Regions from separate parts of the Homo sapiens genome. Here region 1 is linked to region 2. The links are chromatin loops, found by intact Hi-C in ENCODE. Cell type or tissue: ascending aorta. All regions are shown on one strand. Links, peaks and the distances in the headings refer to the core of each region. The heading gives the core; the rest is flanking DNA.

Region 1 (11,090 bases), core at 1,041-9,040, 250 kb before region 2:
CTAGGCATGAGTCCAGGGGACAGGAGAGGATAAAACTAGGGTTTTAATCTAACTGTCCTGGTGTGCCAGGGACTGAGGATAGTTCTCAGGACATATAGATTCCAGTTTTAAAACTAGGAAAGTCCTGGGCAAACTGGGATAAGTTGGCTACCTTCAAAGAAATACTGTCTTCAATTTAAGGCTGGTTGAATTTTTGCCAAGCAGCAAAACAGCATGGCCCCTAACTGCTACTCAACCAAAACCTAAAGTTGGGGTTCTCTGCCCAGTTCTAGGCCTCGCACATTTCACCAAAGACAAGATCTCTAGCAGGAACGACACTCTCCCCAACATGTAAACTGGTCCCCACCTTCAGCCTCTTATCTTCCAAGGCCTCCTCTTCTCCATCTCATAGAGTGGCCTTATCTGTGCCCACAGATCACCTCTCCCCAGCTCCCATCCTCTGAGCGCTGGAGTGACTACTAGCCATTTCTCCAACCTTGCAAAGACCTTTCCCTTCCTCAGATCACAAGACTAGAGATCCTTTCCCTTTCTCCTCAATACACCCTCAGGGCCTAGTGGCTGGCCATCTGTAGAGTTTTATGTGCGTGCTCTCCCTGGGAGCCAATGCGCTGCTCTGCAGGTGCCGTCACACACTGGTTGCTAGCTGGCTGGTTCTTGCCACTGAACATCAACTCCGAATTCACCTTTTAAAGCCTAACCCCAAAGTGATGGTATGAGAAGTAGGAGGGATCTGGGAAGTGATTAGGTCATCAGGGTGGAGGTTTCAAGAATGGGATTAGTGCTCTTATAAAAGGGACCCCACAGAGTGCCCTCACTTCTGCCCTGTGAGGACAGAGCTGTAAGGCACCATCTACAAACCAGACATCAAATCTGCCAGCACCTATCACTCTTGGACTTTTCAGCCTTCAGAACTGTGAGCAATAAATGTCTGTCATGTATAAGCCACCCACTTATGGTATTTTGTTACAGCAGCCCAAACAAACTAAGACACTCTCCCCTTGGGACACAAAGTCCTACTGGGAGAGCAATAGTGTGGTAAGCAGGCTGATCTGCTGATGCATTTTTTTTTTGTTTGTTTTTTGAGACGGAGTTTCATTCTGTCACCCAGGCTGGAGTACAGTGGTGCGATCTCAGCTCACTGCAACCTCCACCTCCCGGGTTCGGGCGATTCTCCTGCCTCAGCCTCCCGAGTAGCTGGGATTATAGGCTCATGCCACCACGCCCAGCTAATTTTTGTATTTTCAGTAGAAACGGGGTTTCGCTATGTTGGTCAGGCTGGTCTCGAACTCCTGGCCTCAAGCAATCCACCCACCTCGGCCTCTCAAAGTGCTGGGGTTACGGGCGTGAGCCACCGCGCCTGGCCGATGCATTTTTGAATAGCAGCTCTGATAGAAACAGTCTCATTTCTATAGCGACACAGATGTACCTGGACACTGCAGAGGGCCTTGGTCTCCCGAAACCTTAGTTACCCACTGAGGACTAACATTTCTAAAACAGCTGCAGTTCAAAGTATAAGGGGAAGAAAGAAGGAACAAAGAAAGTCTGGAGTGCAATAGTTCTTAGAACAGCGATCCTCAAACTTGAGCATGCATCAGAGCTCTCTGGAGGGCCTGCTCTAGAACACAGACTGCAGGGCCCCAGCTCCAGAGTAACTGCTTCTATAGGTCTGTGGTGGGCCTAGAACTTGCATTTCTAACCAGTTCCCAAGGAAGGCTAATGCTGCTGGTCCAGGGACCACACTTGGAGAACCACTGTGCTGAAGTACAGGACCCACACATAGTGAACAGGAAGCCTGGTGACATGTCCGAAACATATGCCTGGATGGATTTCTCTTGGAACTCTTTTCGAAAAAGTCACAATGGCTTCAAAGTTTAAAAAGCCATCTATTAGCTGTGATTTGAGTAGGATGCCATTTGTGGAATGCTCTTTTAAGAGTCCTTTCTGGCCTCCCTTCCTAGGTAGACGTGGACACTGTCTGCCTGTGCTGTCCCCAAAGAATCATCTAAACAGACACCCTTCCAGACCGCTTGACAGTGCAGGGGCCCTTTCTCATCACCAGGCTGTGGTCTGCCTGAGGGGCTTGGTTAGAAGGCTCCAAAAGTTGTCACTGAGTCAGGAACCCAGTAGGTTGGCCATCCACATGGAGTAAGTAAATGCAAACACTCGAAACACACAAACGCTCTCAGTGTAGCTGAGGTGAAGGCATCTTTCTCCACATAACTATGTTCGATTTAATTTGCACTCCTATAGGCTTACTCCTGGCAGCCATTCAAGCTGACTAGCACAGAACAAACCGAGGCTTTCACGCAGTTGCTCGGCCAGTTTCCACCTGTCTTCAACGGGAGAGGCCAAGGCACACAGGGGCCCCCAGTGTGTCTGGGTGCCTTCCACTTGCTGGGGCTTTATTTCTCGATCTCCCGCCTTGCTCTCCATCAGACCTGCAAGTTTTCTAACTTCATTCCTAAGCGGCCCCTCTCCTGGTCAATGTGTCAAAGAATGGGACAGTCTCTCTCTGTTGTGGAAATTTCCCATTTCATCCCTTACTTAAGAAACTGTCTTTTGACCCACATTTCTAGAGCACACAAGTTTTGGAGCCCCCAGTATATTTAGTTTTGGGGTACTGGAAGCTCAGTTTTCAGTCAGGTGGGCAATTTTGACTAAACGCAGCTGTCAAGCCCTCAAATGAGAAGAAACATTAGCCAGCTGGCGTGACAGGAGAGCAGCTATCAGTTCCATCGGCCAGGTTTTAGTTACCGGCCTTGACGCCAAAAAGAAATGGGTTTCTTGGAAACAAAAGTGATGGAATTTGGGCTGTGACTTATATAACCTACCAGTGTTCCTCAGCCTATGGCGGGATGCTTTAAAATAAAAGTTTTTAGGATGGAGAAATAAATCGAGAAACAACAAAACCACCACCACTCAGGCCATGCAGCCTCCTACCTCTGGAAACTTCTGCCAGGCCTTCCTTTCCTCTCCAGCCCCAAAAGGTAACAAGTGCTGCAGCTTTAAGAGCGGGAAGGTGTTGTTTTAAGGGCCTCTAAGCCCCTCTTCTCAATTTCAGCTTTGAGCTGAGATCACATCCCCCACGGCAGCCAAGGGACAAAAGCCATTTATCAACCCATCTGATAAAACTTCCAATGGGCTTGATCTTTATCTAGACCAAACCAAGAACACAAATTGCAAACTCCTGCTTTTCCAAAACGTTGACTTCTTCTTAAATAGGGTGATTTTTATTTTAATTTTGAATTCTTGGGAGGAAACCAAATTGGGCTGTTCAACCAGACTCTTAAGTAGGTGGAGAAACTGCCTTTTAAATACACTGGGGGTGAGGAGAGGGCACCCTGCTGTTTGATCCCCTGCGGAGGTTTTGACATTCCAAGCTGAGTACTTTTTGGGGATACCAAGATCCCTCACCCGACATCTTGTCCTTGGCCAGGCCTCCCTATGGAACCTAGGTCTGGAGAGCAGGTTGCGGCTCTCTGCGACCCTTCTGGGGTGCGCAGTGGTTGAGTAAGCCGGACGCACAAGTCTGAGCTGGCGCTGGGGGCCAGGAGCAGGGCTGGGACTAGGGGGTAAACTGATCCCTCGCTCCCTACTGTTCACTGTCTGCGTGGTCCGCCCATTGGGAGCCCCAACTCACAGCCAGGCCGAGCCAGACCTGCCCAGTTTTGCCAGTTCCTTGAAACCCAGTTGGCGGAAGAGCAAATCAAAATAACCCAATCCGAGTCTAAACTCAAGTCCTTTCTTGCAAAGCTCAGTAGTGCGCGGGGGCTGCGGCTCTACGCCTGGCTGTGGTGCGAAACAAGATGAAATTTTTTCAAAAAGACACCTCTGAACCCCGCAAACACAATGGAAACGGCTGGGAGATCCCGCCTTGCGCCGGGGGGGCCATTTGGCCCGTGACATTGTGTTTATTTGTATTTTTAGCAAGAAAAAAAATGGGTATAAAGGGCTTAACTGGCGTTTTCTGGCTGTGAGCAGCATATGGCAAAAATGAAATAAAGTTTTATGAAACATCATAAAGAAAACAGGCCGGGGATTTAAGTTGCATGCCTCCCCCCTCCCCCCGAAAGGAAAAAAAGTAAAGAAACTGGAGCGTTTGGGAAGGAACAAATGCTTCTCTGTGGAGTTGGTCTCCCTTCCCCCAACAAAAACAAGAGGTCCGGGCTCGGAGGAATTTGAAAGCAGCGATCTGCCAAAAACATTGTGAAAAACTATGGGGGATTCATTGGAAACAGATGGGCTTTTTCAGCTTTAATTCTGAAATTCTCTCCTTTTCTGACACAATAAAAACAAACAGGGGGCGACGCAGAAAGTTATCAAACAGGAACACCAGCTCATTTGAGCCGAGTCCGTGGGTGTCCCCGCGTGGCCAAATGGGTGGAAACGAGACGAGGTCTCCGGGGAGGGGGCTGTCGGGAACTCGGCTGGGACCTCAGGGGCGACCCTGGCTCCACCCCTGGGCACCCGGCAGGTTTGCAAACTGCTGGGCGAGGAGCTGAAGAAAGTGTCCCCAGCACCGAGGGCGTGCCTCCCCTTCTCCCCCTCTTCCCGAGCCCCTAGGAGGCACGTTCCCAGCCACCCCCTTTCTCGGAAAAAGGGAAGGGAGTGAGGCACCCCGGCCCCTGCGCCCTCCCCACACGGCTCCATCTCACGGCAACTCGGGCAGGGTGCCCCTCTCCGGGTCCCCAAGGGCAGGCATCGCACCCACGACGGGGTGCGGGAGAAACAAAAGACCCGTGGAAATAGGAGGCGGGGTCCGGAGGAGGTCCGGAGAACTTGAGCCCGGACTCACTCGCGCACATCTGGCCCAGCATTGAGGGGCGGCCCAGGGACCCGGCCCCGCGCGCCCGGCCGGCAGTGCCTTACCTGCGGGGAAGCTGCAGAGAAGGAAGGCGAGGGTCGGCCAGAATCCCAGGGCTGAACGTCCTGCCCCTCTCCCCATACCCATCCATCCAGCTCGGCCTGTTACCACTAGCCTCTCCCTGGAAGAAGAGTTCAGAAAAAAAGAAGAAAATAAATCACGCTGCGAAGAAAGGGCAGCCTCGCTCCGCCGGCGGGAGCAGCGAGCCGGGAGGCTCCGTCCACCTCGGCCGCGGGCGCCCGGCGCGCTCCCCTTCCCGCGCCGCCCCCCGCGCGCCCCTCCCTCGCCATCCATCACTCGGTTCTCCGCCAATGTCGACGCGGCCCCGCGCCCCAGCCGCCTGCGCACCGCCCCCTCGCGCTCGGGTTTCAGCGAGGCCGGCGAGGTAGCCGGAGGCGGCCGGGCGGGGACCCAGGCTGCCCGGCCGCAGCGCTCGCCGTGAGGACCTCGGAAAACCACGGCCCTAGATCAGAGGGCGCGCCACGCTCCCCGACCCTCGCGCCATCTCCAGCCCGCGGCTGTCCTTGCAAACCAGGCCCAGCACCCTTGGGAGGCCGCAGGGCATGAGGCGGGGCAGGACGCCCCCTTAATCCCCTCCACGAATATCCAATCCAAGTAGAAAAACTGTCCTTGGAGGCAAATCCCAGCCCTACTTTCCAACCAGACTGCCGACCCCAAGCTTCCACCGACGCCCCCTGGCTCATCAGTCGCACTCAGACGCGACACCGGTGCAGGAGGCTGAAAAACCCACTTCCGAGTTGTCTAGGTCTGGGCAGGATGGCTCTCTGCATCTCAGCTACTAACGCACCTCGAGGTTCCCGCCCGTCGTGGCCCCAGGCCACCCATCCTGACTGGGTTTGGCCTGCCTCCAGCACCCCCTTCAAGCACCTCGCTGCTTCCTGAAGACTTGCCCCGGCTGCGCCCCCGTGCTGAGGGCCTGCGGGCCTAACCTTGCCACCTTGGCACAGCTGCCACTCCAGAGAGATGGCTATGCCGGTCCGCGTGGCGCGCAGGGCCGGATGGTTTGGCGCTCTCTGCGAGGCCCGCAAGGCTGCACTTGGGAGGGCTTCAGTATGGTGACCTTTCCTAACTCTGTCGCTTATTTTTCTGGGAAAGAAACATCTCCTTCCCAAGGTTCCCTGGGCCCTGCAGTTCTGCTGCCGTTGTGATATTTAAGGGACTGGTAACTTCCCCTGAGAGACATCTTTTGGATGAAACACAAATAGTCCTGAGCAAGTGTTCTTAGTCAAACCAACTCCTCCCGCCACCCTCCTCACCTCACTCCCAAGCCTGCCCATCTGGTTCTTTGGGGAAAAACACCTCTGGGTTTTTATCCAATTTGGAGGTTTCTCTTAAGCACTATCACAGTCCTTACCTGCTGCAAAGGCCACACAGGCTTGTGCAAGGCTGCAGGGCTGCAGCTGCATTTGGGGTTCCGGCTGCCAGGTCGGGAGTGTGGAGAGGAGCAAGTTTGAAGGGAGGGGAGAAGGCCCTATGGCTGTGAAGACACAACCCCAGCAGCAAGACTTATGAATCTGGCTTCCACAAAACAGGTACACAAGGGGACCATACCTCAGCCAGCTGTGCAACAGGGCAACACGAAGCTGCTCTTCCCTTAGGTGGAAATGCCAGACACAACTCTTCTTTACGAGGGGGTGTCACTGTGTTTCCCTGAAATATTGAGGTCTCAGATCGACAAGCTCTAAATATTTTTCCCCCAAACCAGGGTTCATTTCAGGACGGGTCTGCAAAATGCTACGGTTTTCCCAGTGAAAGCCCACCATCGAAAATGCTCTTCCTTTCAAGCTTGGCCAGTCCTGGGGCCCGACCCAACAATTTATTCTGCAGCATCACCGAACGGCAGCCCATTCCAGCGGCCACCGGGGCACGCTAAGCAGGCACTGTGCCAGGCTGCACAGAGGTGACCAAGTGGCCTTTCCACTAATTAACACCATTTGCTAGAGTCTGCCTTTCACGAGCTAGTTCTAGAGTCTCTCGCCAATGAGAAGGGATCACTGGCATTCCAAGTCACCTGGACAGTAATTAACCACCGTCACTGCTGCAGCATGTCCAGGTTGGAGACCAGGGCTCAGGATCCAGAGGAGGCCATGCAGCCCGCAGAAGCCCAGAAATCACGCCCTTCTGGGGCTGCCCTTGCCCAAGAATGGACTTTTCACAGCAGGACTTTTTTTTTTTTTTTCAATGAGAACAGAAAAAAGAAATCTTCAACTATGTTACAATTTAAAAGCAGGAAAAAAAAAAGGAGTTTCTCCCTCCCACGTCAGGAAATGTCATCCAATATTCTTAAAGAAAGGATAACTAAATAAAATACATGTGCAGCATATTCTGCAATTCCATTACATACAGTAGTTTTTTTTTCCAAAGCTATTTTAAGTATTGTTAATATAAAGCAGTTGCACAAAAAGCAAAGGTGCTTTGACAAACAGGTGTATGCACTGATTCCTTTTTAGGAACAGTATCTAAAAAGAACCCGTCGTCCACACTGCCCCAAAAAAGACAAAGATTCATACAGACACATTGGGATATATGTACAACATAATGAACCCCATCCTAAAGAAGCAACTGAGATAACCCCCAGAGAATACAGAATCAGAATTGTGAAAAATCATAGTGAAGTTTGCTTGCTGTAAAGCCTGAGAATTTTTTTTTTTTCAGTTGGTTCTTCTCGCAGCAGGACTTTTAACCTCTACATTTCAGTTTCTTCATCTGTAAGGATCGGGCTGATAATATTGTCACTCCAAGACTACAACTGAATAGAACTCGGAAGAGGCCCCAGGCCATGGGAGTTCCAGTGTCCCTGCCGGGAGACGGGTACTGGCTGCCTTTTTAGGAGGAGACCCCAGTCTTGCGACATGAGCAAATAATTTGGGAAAGGGGCACAAAAGGCTTTTTTTCCCCCCCTTTCTTGAGGAGAAATGTCTGAGGCTGAATTTGGACATCTTCAAAGTGGGGACTTGGCCATCACACAGTTTAGACTATCATGAGAAATCTAGCCCCAGCTAGAGCAGTATGGCGTTGTGTTGACCTTGAGGAATCTAGCTATACTGGCTAAACCAACCAACTTTTAAACAGCTCCCCAACTCTCTGCAGGAATAAAAAATTCCTAAAACGTTAGATTTGAGAACTCAGCACTCCGTTCGCCATAGAAACTCATTTAACTCAAAAGTGTAGTTGACTTCAAACAAACAGCCCCATAGAGTCTAACCAAGTATGTGGTGTCCCCTAGGCTACAGCTTAGACCTGGGGATAGAGACACTCTCATGCATGACTCTTGCCCCTTTTCTTCAGCACTGGCTGTGGAGGCCTCAATCCTGAGCATCCCCCTCCACCTTCTCTCCCTTTCCACTCTGGGGGTAGCTATTTGATGGGGGGAAAGGGGTCAAGGGGCTTCTGAAAGGAAGGGTTCTGCATACGGCTGAAGTCTTCTCAGGGGCAGTGATAGTCAGGGGTTCCAACTTTGCCTGCTTCTAGGTATGAACAGAGTGTTCTCAAATCTAGGGCCTGAGTCATCAGTCAACAAATATATATTCAGGACCTGCTGCAGGCTAGACCTTGGGGGATAAAGAAATAAGACAGTCCCTATTTCTGAATTGCTGGTAGAAACAGATAATAGAGAAAAATGAGTGCTAAAGGAGAGGTGAGGAGTGAATGACCTTTACCAAAAAAGGTGGTGTCTTTCAAAATAATGGCTAATATTTTGACGTATTTTTACATTGTGTCAGATGCCAGCTGAGTACTTTACATTTCTAGAAACTTTCAGCTAATGAAGATTCTATTACCATCCTCATTTTGCAGATGAAGAAACTGAGGCTGGGAACGCTTAAGTACGCACCCAATAAATGGCTAAAAAATGCCAAGCCAAGCTGGCCGAACCCCATGCTTGGCGTACTGTGTGTGCCATTCATTCCAATGGTGGTGAGCAAGTCCGCACCGGGCTTAAAGTCAAGGCGAGACAGATTACTTAACAATCACTTTCAATAAAGCATAACACAGACTCTGACAGGGGAGACACAGAACACAGGCGCCAGGGGGCTCCAGCCCAGCTTGGGGTGCAGGGAGGGGAAAGAAGCTTTCCCAGTGTAGGAGTATGCCAGGGGAAGTTGACGGGCAAGGGAGGGGATGGCAGGGAGAAAACTCCAGGCAGAAGGAACACCCAGCACGCCAGGAACAAAGTGTGCTTTACCTGAGGATCTGCAAAGGCTGAAGTGCGGCTGTAGAAGGAAGAGGTGAAGCTGGAGAAACAGAGCAAAGAGCTTGGGGGAGCCTGTGAAGCACCTGGGAGCCCAACCCAAAGCCTCAAGAAGGGGAGGGATTTATTCTTTTGGGAGACCACTGTGGGAGATGTAAAAAGATTAGAGTTGCCCAGGCCCTTCTCCAAAGCAGCTATATCTGAATCTCTGTGGGGTAGAGCCTGGGCATCAGCATTTTTAAGGAGCTCCCTTAGGCGATTCATGTCTAGGGGAATAGCTGGGTTTGTAAGTTCTATCAATCTCGGGCCCATGCCCTCCTTGCTGCTGGCAGGTGCACAGAAGACCCAGGTCTGTCAGTTTCTGCCCCTTGGGATTAAAGTCAAGCCAAGACAGATAACCTAACAATTACTTTCAATAAAATGGTGATTGCAAGTGACTCAAGCTGGACCAATCAGAATCTTTCTTGAGATTGTTGCTACAGAAGCTTCAGTTCTGGTCCGACTCCAACATAGGATCGGTTTAGGGCAGCAATCTTGTGCGAGGGTGAGTGTTTATGAGTGTTAGTAGTTGAGGCAGCATTTGAGGACGTGACATAGTGTGTGTGTGTGACAGCTGCCCTGTCGCCCAGGAGGCTGGAGCGCAATGGTGCGACCTCGGCTCACTGCAACCTCCGCCTCCTGGGTTCAAGCAATTCTTGTGTCTCAGCCTCCTGAGCTGCTGGGATTACAGGCACACGCCACCACACCCGGCTAATTTTTGTACTTTCAGTAGAGACAGGGTTTCACCATGTTAGCCAGGCTGGTCTCAAACTCCTGGGCTCAAGTGATCTGCCTGTCTCTGCCGCACAAAGTGCCGGGATTATAGGTATGAGCCGCTGTGCCCAGCTGACATCTTGTTTTTACTTAAGTTGTATTTTATCAGGTGAGCTTTTTGGGGAGTGATGAAGACTTTATTTAGGCTAAGCCTCCCCAAGCCACTCTTCAGCATATGACTCTCCTGCAGCTCTTCCTGAGCTCCTGTGAGCTACCCTAGTACCTCTTCCAGCTATGGAAGCTGAGAAAAATTCCTTATTTTGCTGAAACTAGCTTGATCTAGATTTCTCTAACAGATCCCTGTCTAATATGGAGGAAACGACCCAACACTGGTTCCAGGTATTTTTGCCAACCTCGCAAGCGTAGGGATATGTTACCAATGGCTCTTAATCCACCATTCACTTACTGACCAAGAATTTGACAACATTTCTTGAGTAACCACCCATTCCCCCATGTCCTGAAAAATGTTTGTCCAGACCATGTCTTGAGGAACTGAGTTGCTTCAATTTACAACTCAGAGTGTGAGAACGGATCCTTATTTTTAATTTATCCTTCAAATTCCTCTTTCAGACTTTAAGGGCCGTCCTGGGGTCTGGTCATCTCAGATTTGATGAATCAGTACTTGTTCTCTCTCTCCATAACCTTCAAGGTTTTATAGACTTTGATCATATCGCCTTTCTGGCTTCATCTTTCCACACTAAAACCCTTAAGGTACAAAGCAGCCCGGCCTCTTGCGAAGAACTTCAGGTGATGACATTGCTCACCTTCTGCAGTTCTGAGAGATTTTTCTCAAGGGGAAGAGAATACAACTGCCAGGTTTGGGTAGAGCCCAGGTAGAATACTATTTTTCGCTTGTTTTCCAATATCGTTTCTGACAGTATTTTAGCATTTTCTGAACACTTGGTCCTGAGTGGCCTGTAGCAAACAAACATTTTGCAAAGACCCCAAGGATCCTCCTTTGTGGCTATAAACAGACTGGACAAAGTCCATTTTCCTGTAATTTGGATTATGTTCTCATAAATGCATTAACAGACTTGCGCCTGCAAAAGCTTAATATGCATGTTCTTGCTAACTCCTAAGCTCATCCTGCAGTTAATCACCATTTGTTTGCCATCTCTGCATAGTCTTCATTTCATCCCAAAGCCTGGAACCATCTGAGCTTTCTCTTCTTCAGATAATCCATGTAAATTTAAACTAAGTCTG
Region 2 (11,090 bases), core at 2,091-10,090:
GGCTTGTTCAGGGGACAGAAGGAGGCTGGCCAGCTGGCCTACAGAGTGGGGTCTGGGAGCCGGTGAAGGTCTGGAGGGGAGACAGGGTACCCTCTGGGCATGTCTTTATGGTAAGAGTAATGGGCAGCTTCAGTGTGGCCAGGGAAGGGGTAAGGGGTCAAGGGTGGTGAAGGTTGTGGGACAAAGTCAGATTTGCAGAGAAATCACTGTGGCTGCAGTGGGGAGGAAAGTTTGCAAGGGGCATAATGGGTTTGGGGACCGGCCAGAATGCCACTGCAGTAGTTCAGGAGAGACAAGGGGCATTTGGATCCTGTGGTGGAGGTGGAGATGGTGAGAAGGTGGATGGGAGAGGAGGAATTCAGGAGGTAAAACCAATGGAATGTGGTGGTGATGGATTGGATATTGTTGGGGGGGCGGGTATAAGAGGGAGGGAAAGATCAAGGATGGTGTATTATTTTTCTAGGGAGCAAAATACCACAATCTGGGTGGCTTAGAAGAACAGAGATTATGTCTCTCAATCATAGACGGTAGAGGGCCAAGATCAAGGTGTTGACACAGATGCTTCCTTCTAAGGCAGCGTGGGAGACTCTGCTCCATCTTTGTCTCCTAGCTTCTGGTGACTTGCTGGCAGTCTTTGTGGTCCCTTGGCTTGTAGCAGCATCACTGTGGTCTCTGCCTTCATGTTCACATGATGTTTTCCCTGTATGTATGTGTCTGTGTCCAATTTTCACCCCCACCTTTTTTTTTTTTTTTTTTTTTTTTTTTTTTTGAGACGGAGTCTTGCTCTGTCACCCAGGCTGGAGTGCAGTGGCGTGATCTCGGCTCACTGCAAGCTCCACCTCCCGGGTTCACGCCATTCTCCTGCCTCAGCCTCCTGAGTAGCTGGGACTACAGGCGCCCACTGCCACATCCAGCTAATTTTTTTTGTATTTTTAGTAGAGACGGGGTTTCACCGTGTTAGCAGGATGGTCTCAGATCTCCTGACCTCGTGATCCACCTGCCTCAGCCTTTCAAAGTGCTGGGATTATAGGCGTCAGCCACTGCACCTGGCCAAATTTCCCCCTTTTTATAAGGACACCAGTCATATTGGATTAGGGCCCACCCTACTCCAGTATGACCACATCTTATCTAATTACACCTGCAGCGGTCCTATTTCCAAATAAGGTTGCATTTTGAGGTATTGGGGGTTAGGATTTCAACATATCTTTTTTGGGTAGATACAGTCAGCCCATAATAGACCACTTCTGGGCTTCTGACTCCATCTCCAGATGGATGTTCGAGCCATTCTATGGGAGTGGAAACTAGATGAAAAGCCTATTTCAGAGAAAAGACCTTGAGTTTATCTTAGATCTGTGGAGTTAGATGTACTTTTAACTCATTCATTCATTCTCGAATGTCCATTAAGTGACACCATAAGGTAGGCACTGGATTAAGTGCTGGGGATATATATATATGCAAGTTAGTCATGACTCCTGCCCCCAAGATACTCAGAATTTAATGGGGATAGACCTTGATATAGTTTGGATTTGTGTCCTCACCCAAAGCTCATGTTGAATTGTAATTCCCAATGTTGTAGGAGGGGCCTGGTGGGAGGTGTTTGGATCATGGGGTGGACGTCCCCCTTGGTGCTTTTGTGACAGTGAGTGAGTTCTCATGGGATGTGGTTGTTTAAAAGTGTGTAGAATCTCTCCCTTCACTCTTTCTCCTGCTCCAGCCATGTAAGATGTGCCTCCTTCCTCTTCACCTTTTTCAATGAATCGAAGTTTCCCGCAGTCTCCCCAGCCATGCTTCCTGTACAGCCCACGGAACCATGAGCCAATTAAACCTCTTTTCTTTATAAATTTCCCAGTCACAGGTAGTTCTTTGTAGCAATGTGAGAACAGACTAATACAGACCTCAAACACGTAAGCAAGTATAATGTTGCAGGTGGAACATATGCTATGAGTGAGAGATAAATTGAGAGCCTACAATAATGGGATTTTATCTAGTAAAAGAGGTCAAAAAGGGGTTCCTTGAGGAAGAACTACTTAAAAAAGGATAACTAGCAAAAAAGAGAAAGAGCATTCTGGACAGGGAGAACAGTATATGCAAAGGTCCTGTGGTGAGTGAAAGCAGAAAAAGCATGAGGAATGGGAAGCTGGGTAGTGCAGCAGAGGTGCAGAGAGCATAGAGGCCACTTAAGGTGAGGTGAGCCTGGGGAGGTGAACATCAGCCGGGCTATGGAGGGTCATGGAAGCCAGGTGGAAGAACTTTATGTAGTTCCTAAGAGCAATGGAAAGCCCTGCAAGATTCTGAGCCAGGGTGTGCATGATTTAAATATAAAAGCCATCTCTTTGCCTGTCATTTGGCGAATGGATAGGAGGAGGGCAGAGTGGACGAAAAGACTTCAGAAGTCCAGAGACAAGGAGGGTAGTGGTGCCGGAGACGCACATAACTAGACAAATTCAAGAGATATCTGGAAGGGAGATTTGAATGGCCTCAGTGACCAACTGGATATGGAGTGAGGGAGAGGGAGGCAGTGAAGATGACTTTTGGGTCTCTTGCACCTACTAGCACATGACAGAGAACACTGAATGAGCGCCAGCATTGGGAAATGTAGACTTTGGGGTGCACTGGAGCCATTCAAGAGAAGGGGCTGGAAGGCTGCTGGATATTCCCAACTAGAGCTTAGGGGAGAGCTGGGCCAGGTGGGGAAGGCTGGACCCAAAACAGATTCTGGAGGAGCGGGCAGAGCTGGCAAAGAATTGCCTTCTCCATCATAGCAAAGGGACAGAGTATGTGTGCGCATTTGCAGGGAGGTTTGCAAGCTCAGTAACAGGAAAATGAGGTAGTTGCTGCTTTCTGATGGCTTCTAATTTTTCTGAGTAGAAAGAGGTGAAGTCGTCTGCTTTTAGTGAAAAAAGAGGAAGCTGGGTGGAAGGCTGTGGGAAATTGGCAGGGAAGGTTTAAAATGATGTTGGAGAATAATGAAACGGAAACGTTTGCATTATGTGAACTGAAAAATAGAAAGTTACAAAATAGAAGGTATGTATGACTTTAATTTTGGGCAGAAAAAGTAAAATGGTAACGTACACATAAGTACATATACATATATACATATCTATATGCTCATATACACACTTCATGATTAGTTGGACTCTAAGCAATTTAAAATACTTTGTTCTTTTCTTCATTTTCTAAATTTGCAAAAATAAACATGTATTGCTCCTGCAATAAAAACCTCTTATTTCTAAAAAAGTTTATAAAACCCTTTGCTTTCATTCTTTTTATTGAGGACTTGTATATTATTAATTTGAAAAATTATTGTTAAACCTTTTTTAGCTTAAAATAGCAAAATAACAACAACAACAACAAGTATTTGTTGACAAGAAATGTCTTTAGCTTAAAGTGCTCTAGTAGAGGCCATGCTAATTTTAAGGCGATATTCTCATTCTCTAAAGTTAGAGCTCATCTGCCTGCAGGTCTATGACAGTGAAATCTTTGCTGCCTGGTGCAGACCCAATCAGTGACTGAGAAAGCCTAGCCAGTGTGGTAGCCTGAGGGCAGCAGACCTGCACCTACTCAAAGAGCTAAATTCCAAGCACACTGGCGGCATCTTTGCTAACTCTGATGATTTCGATTAGCAGAATAATTTTTTAAAAATTGTACAGGCGTGAACACATTATGTTATGTTATTATTTCCAACAATACTAAGTTATTAAATGTTGTAAATCACTGCTTTTAGTTTTGGTAACTTTATGCCTTTTCAAATGGCTACATTTACAGATGAGAACATCCTTTTCCAGGGTTTTCCATGGGGGCAGTATGAGGACATTGCTAGCTGCAGTAACAAAGGACGCAATAAATTCTTTTTTTGTTTGTTTGTTTGTTTGTTTTTTAAGATGGAGTCACGCTCTGTCGCCCAGGCTGGAGTGCAGTGGCACGATCTCGGCTCACTACAAACTCCGCCTCCCGGTTTCACACCATTCTCCTGCCTCAGACTCTCTAGTAGCTGGGACTATAGGCGCCCACCGCCGCGTCCAGCTAATTTTTTTGTATTTTTTAGTAGAGACGGGGTTTCACCGTGTTAGCCAGGATGGTCTCGATCTCCTGACCTCGTGATCCGCCTGCCTCGGCCTCCCAAAGTGCTGGGATTACAGGCATGAGCCACTGTGCCCGGCCGACTCAACAAATTTTAATGGCTCAACACTTAAAGTAATACAGAGAGATTAAGGCACTTGCCCCTTGGTCACACAGCTAGGAAATTAAAAGACCAGCATGGCCAGCCCAGGCAATTTGACTTCAGAACACTTGTTCCTCACCTCTTTCCTATATTCCCATCTAACATGCTAAGACACCTCTGAAATGTTGTTTCTTCTCACTCTTTCTCATACTTGGGAGGGTGATGTGTATATGTTCTTGCTCCAGTATGGAGCTAATTGGAGACATGGAAACGGTACATCACTAATACATCAAATGTTCTATAGATCTATGAAATTAGCTTTTCCTAAGCAGTATCTGTGAAATCACAGGTTAGCTGGGCTACACATAGCTAATATGCATTAAAATAAATGCATAAGTGCCATAAAAAGTGTTTCCACTTGTACCACCCAAAACCATCTCGTGTGTGACAAACTTAGGGAGGGGAACCATTAAATCTCGAGCCTGGGCAGTGTATGTGCAGACCCTGTTCTGGAATCCTCCATGGGGCAGAGCAGACAGGCCCTTGTTTCACGCACAGCCTGCCTCTTCCAAGGATGGCACGATGACCTTCACGTACTTTGCCCATAAAATGGCACAAGGTGCCTGAGAGAGCCTTCCAGGATGCAAACTTGGGTCGGCAGGGCCTGACCAAATGCTGGAGAGGTACCTGAACAGGACCTCTAACTCCACCCTCTGCCGGCCCCACCCTCTGCTACCCCCGCCCCTAACCCCGCCCCCTTTGCCTCCTGCCCCGATTGCCCAGCCATGGAGTTTGAGATGGAAAGAAGGGAGGATGCCACGCTTTCCGAGATGGCACTGGCGTCAGTGCTTCCACAAGAACTCCTGACAGAAGAGGCGAAGAGGCTGACTGCACAGTCCTTTCAACCAAAATGCAGTGTTTTGTCAGTATCAGCCCTGGGAGGAAACTGCTTGGGCCGAGTTAAAGTTAAGAATCTGACTTAATCCCTAAATCTGGCAACATAAAGGGTGTAGACACCCAGGCCTAGCCGTGACTGGGCCTTTTCCTGGAATGGTCTGTGAGCTTCGGGTAGCAGACAGCCCTGGTCTGGCGCTGGCTCTGTCACTTCGTAGGCATGTACCCTTGGCTACAAATTTTTTAGTTCCAAATTTCCTAATATGCCAAATGGGGCTGAAACACCGTACGCACATGGCTCTCCTTCCAGAACTCCTGCCTTCAGACCCAATATTTATTTAAGAGTAATGAAGAGTGAGAATAAGTCAACTCATTCCACCAACCTGTGACTTTTATCCAACATTCTATTACCAAGTGTAAAAAGTGCGTGTACGACAAAGTCCTCTGACTTTGGAAAGCTTACTAATTGACTGTACTCCCCTTTCAAAACAGTCCATTTATGTAGCACTTTTTTCAGTCTCAAAGTTCTTTCCCTTAAGCGATCTCATAAACCCTAACAAGTTTGTCATAGAAATAATTTTCCTGCTACTTACTTACAAATCTTCCAGCCATGAGATAGCCAATATCCTCCCGCTCTCCCTCCCCCACCCCATTGGCATCTGCTACACACAAACTCTTACCCAGACACCCATTCACCTGACTTACATCGAGCCCATCTTTTTTCTTCTGTGTCTCTAGCTGAACTGCCGTGAGAGACACTGACGGTGTTGAGGTTGAAGGCTACTTGTCAGGGAGATCCTGAGAAAGTTAAAGGGCCAGGTAGGAGAATGAACTAGTGTTCCCCAAGTGTGAATTTCTGACCGGAGAGACAAACATATGCTGTCCATCAGCTTGATGGTATTTGCTCCACTTCCTGCCTCTACCTCACTAGTGGTTGACATCTTCAGCAAACAGTGGGAAGTTCCTTTCCTACAGAATCACGTGGGCTGAGAAACCCTTTGACAATAAGGATGCACTAAGCTACTCCAATTTCGGGAGATAATATATGGAGAAAATAAAATTACTTGCTGCATTTAATTTTGTATCTAACTGAACTAGAACATTTGTAATTAAAAACACTTTAAATGAATCCAGTAAATTATTAAAAGTTATGGCTAGCGAAGCAATATTGTGATCAGTGGTAGCGAGAACAATTTAACCAGGAGAGGGGCTTGTTTGGGAGAGATGTGGGGCTGAAAAAAGTTTATAAGATGCAGAAGTGAGGCCGGGCGCGGTGGCTCATGCCTGTAATCCCAGCACTCTGGGAGGCCGAGGCGGGCGGATCACGAGGTCAGGAGATCGAGACCATCCTGGCTAACACAGTGAAACCCCGTCTCTACTAAAAATACAAAAAATTAGCCGGGTGTGGTGGCGGGTGCCTGTAGGCCCAGCTACTTGGGAGGCTGAGGCAGAAGAATGGCATGAACCCAGGAGGCGGAGCTTGCAGTGAGCAGAGATCGCGCCACTGCATTCCAGCCTGGGCAACAGAGCGAGACTCCGTCTCAAAAAAAAAAAAAAAAAAAAAAAAAGTTGCGGAAGTTCCCTTGGCACACTTGGCTAAGGAAACCTGGCACCGAGGATATGAAACTGGGGGACTTGAGGCTCCCTGAATAAGAGATGGAGCTTGCAGAGGACGCACTAGGTGCCTGGCGTTGGCCTAAGCACTTTCCAGCAGATAATTTGCTTATCCTCAGGGCAACCTTATGAGGTAGGTACTATTATTACCCATTTTATAGATGAGGAAACTGAGCCACGTGGAGGTGGGAATGCCAAGACTGATCCCAGGCAGCCTGGCTCTGCATACGAAACTGCTGTATTCTTTGCCCTGTGGTATCTCATACCTGGAAGGCAGGCAGGGAACAGAGGAGAAAGGTTGAGGCTGAATCGTTACATAAGTGCAAGGGCCCCAGGGTCCTGAGTGGCACCTGAGAAGAGAGGAGCCCAAGCTATTAGGCCGTAAAATACACTGCCTGGTGTCTGCCACATAGTAGATTCTCCATAAGTGTTGAACTGAAATCAAGCATAATTACCTGAGCTATCAGCCCTTTCTCTCTAGTTCATCAACATTTCTCTCAATTCTTTGATTTTGTCAAACTTGGTAAACCACGGAAAATGTGTACTTCTTAAAAAAAAAAAAAAGAAAAGAAAAAGATTGTCCAGTTCATGGAACACTGCAACAAGACATGTGAGAAGAGATCTTACTAGTGTTTAACTCAAAATCCCGAGAGGCTTGCGCAGAGGCTGGAGCCCAGCAACCATTGCTTGTCCTTAGAGCCCATTTAAGGGGCACCCTCCTATCATCACCCATTAGCTTTCTCCCGGTGAAGCATGAATATTTTCACAGTGAAGCTCAGGTCTAACTGTGACACTCTCACTGCCCACAAAATGCACAGGATTCCAGTGAGCAAATAGCCCCGCCCTGAGTCTACCCGGCATCGGCCACAGGCATGCATAGCAGGAACTGGGCGGCTGAGTTCACAGGCAGTCAGAATGGGTGCTGCTGCTAGCAAGGTTAAAATCATCTGTTCTGCCAATGTCCCCCTCTGCTCACCCTCTAGGCTGTGGTCTGGGTCCCTCAGGATAGCCACAACTTGGGAGGCAGCCACTGCTCCCCTTGCTTTGGGCCCTTAGCTGCGTCCTGTTTACCTTCACCTTCCTGATACATTCCTTGGGTGCTTTGCTTGTGTGTGCAGGGGCTTTGATCAACTCGGCCTTCCTGGGCCTCGGGGAGAGAGACGGACTGCCTCCGGGTGCTCATGACCTTTCCAGCAGTAAGCCAATAATGTATGACTCCTGCGTTGCCGTTGCTCGTTTGAGGTAACCACCCCATTTTCATTTCTATCAGAAATGCCTTTTTCAAATGTCAGTATGTTTGAGAGTTAGGCTTAGATTCTAAGCCCAGCAGGCAGAGATGAGTGTTGGAGCTGGGGCCTGGGAACAAGCGGCCCTGAGTGGCACCAACTCTACCAGTCCTTACACCAGCAGGCTTAGAGCAGAACAACCAGGTGGGGACAGCCAATAGGAGTTGGGTAACTTTTCCATGTTGGCCAGTGTGCCCCACAGTCTAGCATTTGCACAGTCCTACCCTAGCTTATATACCTGTTCTGCTTCACCCAGTTCAATGGCTCCCTACAGCCTGTAGGACAAAGGTCAGCTTCCCTCTGGCACCCAAAGACCTCTGGGCCCTGACCTTGTAGAGCTCTGTTTCTGGGGCTGCTCATTTTTCTCTCTCTTGCACCCCATGCAGCAGCTATCATGAGTGATGTACTGTTCCTTGGCAGTAAACTAGACTGTTCCCTGGGCCATGCTACTTCCGCTGCTTGGATGCCCCTTCCTGGTTTCTTCTTCTGGTTCAACTTACTCATCTATCAGTGCTGGGTTTAGCTCTACCTCCATCTGAGAACATGTCTCTGACTGTGAAGGTTGGATTAGCCCAGTCTGCTTCCAACTCTCATGGGATGTATAAAGAATGGGAGGTTCTAAAAAGTAGCATCAAGACATCAGAGAGACCAAGGTTCAAATCTTGGCTCTCACATTATTAATCATGTCATTTTGGGCAAAGCGTTAGCTTCTCTGGGCTTCAGTTTCACCATATGTAAAATGAGGGTATTAACAGTATTTGCCTTAGAAGATTGTTTTGAGGCCTGGGGAAGTCCATGTCTATAAAGGGCTATAGTGGGTTGAATTGTAGCCCTTTAAAGAAATGTCCACTGGGGACTTCAGAATGTAACCGTATTTGGAAGAAAGATTTTTGCAGATGGAATTAAGGATCTCGAGATGAGATTTCCTTGGATTTAGGATGTGCCCTAAATTCAATGACAGGTTCCTTATAGAGAAAGGCAGAGGTAGATTTAAGAAAAAGAGACACAGAAGAAGGTTATGTGAAGATGGAGGCAGAAACTGGAGTGACACAGCCACAATTCAAGAAACGTCTGGAGCCACCAGAAGTGGGAAGAGGCAGGGAAGGATTCTCCTCTAGAGTCTTTGGAGAAAGTGTGGCCTTGCTGATATCTTGGTTTTGGACTTCTAGCTTCCAGAACGGTGTGAGAATGAATTTCTGTTGTTTTAGGCCACGAAGTTTGTGGTGATTTGTTACGGTGGCCCTGGAGAACTGACACAAGGGTGCGTAGCATATTGTGGATACTCCATGAAGGTGACCTGACAGTATTGCTATTGTTTTGATGGCTCTGTGTTAAATTTGTCTTCTTTGAGGTGTGTCTGTCTACCCCATGTCACCTGCCCCCAAAATTTCAGCATGTGTTTTTCTTAACTTGTGTTTTCAATGCTTTGCACAATGTCTGGCACATAGTAGGTACTCAGGAATGATTTTGGGCAAGGACATGCTGATGTGGTACTGTCACCTGGAGGGGACTATACTTCCTCTTTGGCTATCCTGTGATCACACATCCTGAGGGTTCTCTGCTTGGTCATTGACCCTTTGATGACTTGAACGTTCGGGTTCAGTGTTAGTAGTCTGTGGTGCCCAGTGGCAGTGCAGTAACCAGCAGAAGGGTGGGATACCCACTGGTCTCTCAATGGATGGGCACCAGGGGATGCAGCAACAGTGCTGGGCTTATCCTCCAGGGGGAGGGTATTGCCCCATGAAGAGAGGCTGGGACCGGGGAAAAGGTGCCAAATGGTAGCTGAGCAGGCTAGTGGGTGTGCGTGGTTGATGGATGAGCTTCTGGGGACCAGCGTCAGTGAGTGGCTTGCCATGGTCACATAGATACTTTATGGCATCACAGTGCGACTGTACAGCACTGGGGTTCAGTGGGCTCTGGGGACCAAAACCCTGGGCTCACAGCCCAGGCCGACATGCTCCTGCCTGCACTCTAAGCCTGTGGAGATGGTGATAAAACCACCAACATTGAGACTAGGAATTTGAGGTTTAGAGAATTTGAATGATTTGACAGAGGTTGCTTAGGAAGTGGTAGTGCCAAAATTTAAATCCAGTTCTTGTTCATAATGTCTGGGCTTAGCAGGGGAGTAAGTAAGGAGGGGACAGTGGCCTGAAAGATGATGATTGTGTTATTGCTATCTTGTATTTTAATTCTACATAGTTTATAAATCCCACAATACAATATTGCTTTCCTTTAAATGGTCGTTGTCTTTTAAAGAAATTAGACAGTACTGTGTTATATGTATCTACATGTTTACCATTTCCAGCAAATTTTTCATTTCTTCTTATATATTTGAGTTTCCACTTAGTATTCTTTCCCTGTAGACTGAAGAACTGTCATAGTTCAGGCTTGCTGCCAATGAATTTTTTTCAGCTTTCCCTTATCTAAAAAGTCTCTATTCTGCCCTTATTTTTGAAAGATATTTTTTCTGGCTATGTAGTTCTGGGTTGACAGATTTTTCTCCTTCCAGCATTTTAAAGAGTTAATTTATTTTTTTAAAGTATTTATTTTACCATGATATTTTGCAGAGTATTTTGCTATTAAGATTTTTTTTTAAATTTCAGTATTTAAAAAATACTTACTTGGCCGGGTGTGGTGGCTCATGCCTGTAATCCCAGCCCTTTGGGAGGCCAAGGCGGGTGGATCACAAGGTCAGGAGATCGAGACCATCGTGGCTAATACGGTGAAACCCCGTCTCTACTAAGAAATACAAAAAATTAGCCGGGCGTGGTGGCGGGCACCTCTAGTCCCAGCTACTCAGGAGGCTGAGGCAGGAGAATGGCGTGAACCCGGGAGGTGGAGCTTGCACTGAGCCGAGATCACGCCACTGCACTCCATCCTGGGCCACAGCAAGACTCTGTCTAAAAAAAAAATAAAAAAATACTTAATTATCTTTTCACCCTCATTTATTTTTCTGATGTAAACTCAACTGTCTTTCAAAGCATTATTACTCCCAAATCTCCTCCCTTTTATATTAACTGTTAAGATATTATTAATATTAATTTATATAATTAATATTATATTATGAAGATACACTTTGTTAACCAATATTATTATTAGTATATCTTGTTAGACTGGTAGCAGAAGGGAACTTT

The links. A loop is a pair of places that touch in the nucleus more often than their neighbours do. Peaks named below come from ENCODE experiments on the same cell type or tissue, not always from the same donor. Only the 100,000 strongest peaks of a DNase experiment are listed, where the experiment ranks them.
Region 1: it touches region 2 in a loop (3-fold over the local background); 15 of 110 quality-filtered maps call a loop at or near these places.

What each region holds. Positions count from the first base shown.
Region 1 is chr15:93,068,047-93,079,136 of GRCh38, forward strand. RGMA (repulsive guidance molecule BMP co-receptor a) reads right to left here. Exons shown (of 4, transcript NM_020211.3): 2 at 4,870-4,985. Among named protein-coding and RNA genes, the nearest start is that of RGMA, 16 kb to the right of the region's middle. RefSeq lists a silencer at 5,459-5,597 and an enhancer at 5,754-6,511. In ascending aorta, for the core only: CTCF peaks have their summits at 5,237 (motif pointing left) and 5,445; DNase peaks (open chromatin) are centred at 4,493, 4,865, 5,205 and 5,705; H3K4me3 peaks cover 4,288 bases; H3K27ac peaks cover 4,045 bases.
Region 2 is chr15:93,314,435-93,325,524 of GRCh38, forward strand. All of the region lies in intron 5 of LOC105370982 (a long non-coding RNA gene), which reads left to right. Among named protein-coding and RNA genes, the nearest start is that of RGMA, 230 kb to the left of the region's middle. In ascending aorta, for the core only: no CTCF peak of the experiment used is centred there; a DNase peak (open chromatin) is centred at 5,217; H3K27ac peaks cover 1,658 bases.